2 separate regions of the Homo sapiens genome follow, and region 2 is linked to region 1. A link is an interaction called in ENCODE POLR2A ChIA-PET data of the cell type or tissue named here. Cell type or tissue: CD4-positive, alpha-beta T cell. All regions are shown on one strand. Links, peaks and the distances in the headings refer to the core of each region. The heading gives the core; the rest is flanking DNA.

The links. Peaks named below come from ENCODE experiments on the same cell type or tissue, not always from the same donor. Only the 100,000 strongest peaks of a DNase experiment are listed, where the experiment ranks them.
Region 2: POLR2A ChIA-PET joins it to region 1 with 5 read pairs; 13 of 35 experiments call an interaction of 5 or more read pairs at or near these places.

Annotation. Positions count from the first base shown.
Region 1 is chr11:35,049,686-35,052,612 of GRCh38, forward strand. The region is part of intron 2 of LOC105376626 (a long non-coding RNA gene); the gene reads right to left. Among named protein-coding and RNA genes, the nearest start is that of CD44-DT, 87 kb to the right of the region's middle. In CD4-positive, alpha-beta T cell, for the core only: no CTCF peak of the experiment used is centred there; no DNase peak of the experiment used is centred there; H3K4me3 peaks cover 594 bases; H3K27ac peaks cover 556 bases.
Region 2 is chr11:34,999,401-35,002,327 of GRCh38, forward strand. No RefSeq gene overlaps it. Among named protein-coding and RNA genes, the nearest start is that of MIR1343, 59 kb to the left of the region's middle. In CD4-positive, alpha-beta T cell, for the core only: no CTCF peak of the experiment used is centred there; no DNase peak of the experiment used is centred there.

The sequences.
Region 1 (2,927 bases), core at 138-2,637:
CAGGCTCATAGGTGGAAGGGACTTGCCTTGTCTCAGATGAGACTTTAGACTGTGGACTTTTGGGTTAATGCTGAAATGAGTTAAGACTTTGGGGGACTGTTGGGAAGGCATGATTGGTTTTGAAATGTGAGGACATGAGATTTGGAGGGGCCAGGGGTGGAATGATATGCTTTGGCTGTGTCCCTGCCAAAATCTCAACTTGAATTATATCTCTCAGAATTCCCACGTGTTGTAGGAGGGACCCAGGGGGAGATAATTGAATCATGGGGGCCCATCTTTCCCATGCTATTCTCATGATAGTGAATAAGTCTCAGGAGATCTGATGGGTTTATCAGGGGTTTCCACTTTTGCTTCTTCCTCATTTTCTCTTGCTGCTGCCATGTAAGAAGTGCCTTTCACCTTCCGCCACGATTCTCAGGCCTCCCCAGCCATGTGGAACTGTAAGTCTAATTAAGCCTCTTTTTCTTCCCAGTCTCTGGTATGCTTTTATCAGCAGCATGAAAACGAATTAATGCACTTGGTAACATGCCAATTACTTGACCAAGGGAAGGTGAGGCACCTTGCTTTAAAAGTGAATGCCAAAGAGAATAGCAGCTCCTCAGTGAAATAATGAAGCTGTGTTAGCTGATGGGAGAAAAGGTTGCTGAGGAGACCACAGGAACAGATGTCTGCAGAAGTGTTTCTGTTTCTTGTCATCAGCCTCATTGCTGTAATGGCTCCCCAAGGCTGCCAGAGTTTACATTTATTTAAATAGAATCAACATGTTTCTGTTTCATAGCATCTTTGGTAAAATTATACTATGTAAAATGAGGATTACAGTCTTCTCACCAAAAGTAAGATCTCTGCCTTGTCTTTCTGGCCCATCTGGAGAAAAGGAGCTTGCGCTCCGCCGAAGAGCTTTGGTTGCCTCACCTTTCTTTCTCTTTAAAAGCTCCGTTCTGGGGATCATAGGGGTTTGGGCCCCAAGGTCTCTGGTTAGCAAGCCTAGTGCTTCCTTAGACAGTAAACTAAAAATAAGTGTCCTCAGCACCGTTTATGATGGCCATGACAGTTGGGCCATCACTTTACCACAAAGATACTTGTCATTTGGGGGTTTGGAAAAGGGAAACACTTAAGTGCTAGTTTATCAGCCAAAAGAAGCTGCAACAAAAAAACACAACACTCTTCCTACCCACAGACTTCTGGTCTGAGTATCAACTTACAGGGGAAAGTTTAGCCTGTTATAATTTAAAGGCACAGAGGTGTTTCTTTATTTACACATTTGCGGGGGGAAGGATGGATGATGTGAGCCCACAGCAGCTGCCTTCTAGAAGCTCTCAGGGAGACTTTAAAGGAGAACAAAAGTGTATTTTAAAAGGTGTTGGAACATTTACAAAATACAGAGGATCAAAGAAGGAAAGCTTGCAATGATGTATAGTATTAATATTTTGGTGTACTTCCAAACCTGGGTTTAGATAAAGAGGAAGAACTTAGGGGTCGACAGCATTGTGCCATGGATCAAGAGGTTCCCGTCTTGTTTCCAAGCTTGCCCTCCTGTATCACATTTGGAAAAGATGCCTGAACGATAGTAAATGTGCAATCAATGCAGCTACTGTGAAGACATGTTTTAATGAGTTTCATTCATAGAATTCCTTCATTCATTTAATATTACAACATCAAGGCTTTCCCCATGTTTTAAAATTTCTTTGCCCCTATTATTTTAATAGCTTTATAATATTTCATCAAATGGCTGTTCTATAGCTAATTGAACTAGGTCCCCAGCATTGGACAGGGAATATTATAAATAATGCTGTGATGGGTATTTTTGCGCGTAAATCAGGGCATCGTTTGTCAAAGAAGGGTCCAGCCTCAAACCCTGTTGGGTGTGAGGCCATGGTGCTGTCAATTTTAACTCTGTTAAAAGGCAGTTCTTCATTAGTCAAAGTCTAATGATCTAGGTCATGGGTTATTCTAACCCAATTTGTCTTCACCCTGTTTTTTTTTTTTCATGTCTTCAGAAGTCATTTCCTTTTTTGTCAGCAAGGAGACTGGAAATTGAAAAGATAAACTTTATTTTAGATATTTGTTGCTAAGTCAGAAAAAACTTGATGAGGATCTGCAAGAGCTGGGGCAAAACCTGTTTAGGAAAATCAATCAGACAGGTCTGAACACTGCTTTTAAAAATATAGTTTAAGTGTTCTTGTATTTTTTAAAATACATCTTATACTACTATTGTAAAACATGCCTCCATTATGCACATAGTACTTGTCTATGTGACAATCATACCAATAACATTTATTTTTAAGGCAGGAAGGAGGATTTAGAAGCCTAAACTGTTTCTCCTTAAAATATATCTAAGCTGCCTCTCTTAGAAGCCCTGGGGGCCCAGATATTGATGTGATTTCTCTTCCCTGCTCCATTTATCTAATCACCTAGGCATGTATTTTTAGAATATTCACTATAACGACGGTCAAAACAAAAACAAAAGCTGACATTAATTGAGTACTTACTGTATGCCAGGTGCTAGTCTAAGACTTTGAAAGGGTGGATTTGATACGTTGAATCTTAATAGAGGGAGGACATCTACTTCAGGTTCAGTGGACCTTTTTGAAGAGGTGACAGCCATGGGAAGAGGGTCAGCGGATAACTCTGGCATGGGCAAAGGGTCCAAAGTGCAGAAGAGTGTGACCCATTCTGTTGTGGCTGGGGATTAGTGACAGCATGGGAAAGTGACATCAAATCCAGCTGGAAAACTCTTAAAAACAAAGGGACAACATCCAATGCACATCTTAAGAAAAGCATACACATCTTATGAAGATAAATTGTAGGGTGGACGAGGCGTGAAGAGGAAGGCACTGTTGATGTAGTTTGGGCAATGGATGATGAGGCTTGGACTCGGGTCTGCTGGTGGGGATGCACAGAAATAGATGGGCTCATAATGTACTTTG
Region 2 (2,927 bases), core at 191-2,690, 50 kb before region 1:
CAAGTTTGCATACTCTTAAAATCAAGACTTTTAAGGCTAGTTTCAGCTTTAGAAGTTACTGCGCTCTTGGCAAAACCTTATTTCTGTGCCTCAGTATTCTTACCTATAAAATGAGGAAGCAAGGGGGAAAATTAATCACTGTACTGGTTGCTTATCTTTTTTAATTTCTTCAGTTATAGGCAGGAAGTGTATGCTACTTATCAATCATCATGGATGATGTAACATTTACCTCCCGCATAGAATCTCAGAGATTACACATACAAATTCAGAGATTATGTAAATTGGCCAAAGCTCAAAAGTACGACAACTGGGATTTGAACCAAGATCTGTGCAGCACCAAAGCTCAAGCTCACTGCATTGCAATATACACCTTCTAAGTTGTGCTGCTGCGGCTGAAAGTTCTGTATGCAAAGAGTATTTTCCACCTATGGTAACTGAAGTTCCTGAGTTCCTGTTCTTCTGTATTAAAGCTAATGTGTTTACGACCTAACCACTTTTAAAATTAATTCATATTTTCTCTGTAGTGGCTCTCTTTGTGCCTTTCTAGTGTGCAGAAAGTACTGAGGGATTTTTTGTTGTTGTTTTTTCATTATGGACAGCTCTTAACCTGAAGTAACTAATGTTAAGTGTCATCACTTGTACCTCTAAGTAGAAAAATAGAAGCTGATGGGGCTTAGTGCCTCTAGGTATAAAAAAAAAATGACCTAGAAGCTGCTACTTTCAATAAATAGGTTGATTCTTGTCCCAGTTAAGACCAAAAGTGGTTACCTTAGTTTTCATTTCTGAGGCCTCAGGCTTCTATATTGATTACTGTATCAGTCATGGTCTAATCAGTTAGGGTTCAGTAGTTTATGGTGGAGAAGTTCATTGGGTCGCCAGGTTGGGTCTGTTCATAGTTGTCCAGTGAAGGGGAAGCAACCATCCAGGGCACACGTAAGCCTCAGCTGGCACGCTGAGGGTCAGGGTACCACTGCGGCCTGGGGTATGTGGTGTCTGTTGAGAAGACCATGCAAAGGTATTGATAAGGCCAAGCTGGGGCTGCTATTCTGGGCAAAAGGCAGGGTCAAAGCACCACTGGATGTCCACCATTTTGAAGCTGAGAAACAGTAAATTAATAACTAGCACAAAGCCCAACCTGAGGCTGGGAAATAAAATGTAATCTTATAATTGGGAATAATACCAGATGATAGGATAGCTTAGTAAGGTATAGCAGTCTATATTAGAACTGTTTTGTGGGTAGAAATCTATCTAAGCTAGAGATATTATTTTGAAAATACTGTCACTGTTTTAAGTAAATTACCTGATTTGCTGGGTGAGACATTTACTAAAATGTAAAGCAAAAGTAAAATGTTGAAATATATTATGCATTCAACAGTTGTGAATATCTGCTGTGCATAGCTAACAGCCTTTACCCTCAATCAATTTAAACTATAGGTAAGTGATATTTACATGCCCAAACATAATTCAGCAGATTCTATAATCAAAGCATGTGCATAGTTGAGAAGATGGCTTCATTGACTAGGTGACATTTGAACCAGCTTTTTGCATTACTGAGTATAACCCACCCCACTTTTTGTCTGGTTTCCCTAATTTCAGTAATCAAATATTTAACACCCAAATACATAAATTCATCAGTTCATTTTTCCAGGACCTTGGCTCAATACCTGTGTGTACATATCACAACAATAACTAATTCCCACAAAGCCTAGAAACTTTTAGTTGGAAGGAAAATTACTCATATGGCATGTTAGTTGTACAGAGAAAGTTTTATTTACACCCTACTATTCGCAAAGAAAATATTCTTTGTTAAGTCATCCGTCCTAAAGAAAGATGAGGAATAGACACTTACCGTTGTCTAATCAAAATGTATTTTAATTCTTCAACTCTCCTACCTCTTCCCTGGCCCCTGCTTTTTTTGAAGGTGTCCTGTGTGTGCAAATGCATCTTTACATATCTTGACGCTCATTGTTTTGTTCTCAAGGGGATCATCTGTTAAATTTATTTTCAGAGAATCATAAGCATCTTTGGACTCTCGAGCTAACTTGCAAAACTATAGGAGTGAGTGAAAATCAAATATTATTTTTAACATTCAGTATTTTTAATGCTAAAAATCAAGTTAATATGCTCTTTATTAGTTCAAAATGAATGTTTGAGGTGTGGAAGCCAACTTACTCACCTGCTAGTACCATGTAGCTCTTCATGAATTGCATAGCTCCCACAGTTAAGTAGATTTTATTACTTACTAAATACCTTATGTTATTTGTGGGCATTTCATTTTGACACCAAATTGTCTATTATTGGTAAATTAATAAGAAAGTATTCTGCCTTAACCTGTTAAATACTAGTTAGAATGTCATGATGAGTTTCAGGTATTCTCTTTATACTTTCAATGTTTGATACAACTTTAGAAGAATGAGAATGGACACTTTTGTCGATGTACCTATTTTGAGAGCAAACGCTAATCCCGCCTTTAAAAATGTGCAATTTTAGCCATTTTTACTGGAGAATGCTGGAAGTCATTATTCCTATGAACTGAGAATACGGGAGACTATGACTTGGACAAAATGGAAACTCAAGATTCAGTGGGGTACAGGGCTTTTGTGTGTTTGTTTTTGTTTTCTCATTTCGCAAATGAGTCCTTGCAACTTTGGAAAATATTGAGAGTAATAGCTTCATAAAGTTTTTTTTTTTTTTTTTTTTTTTTGAGATGGAGTCTCCCTCTGTTGCCCAGGCTGGAGTGCAGTGGCACGATCTCGGCTCACTGCAACCTCCGTTTTCCAGCTTAAGCGATTCTTCTGCCTCAGCCTCCCGAGTAGCTGGTACTACAGGCATGTGCCAATTTTTATTTTTAGTAGAAACAGGGTTTCACCATATTGACCAGGCTGGTCTCAAACTCCTTACCTCGTGATCTGCCCACCTTGGCCTCC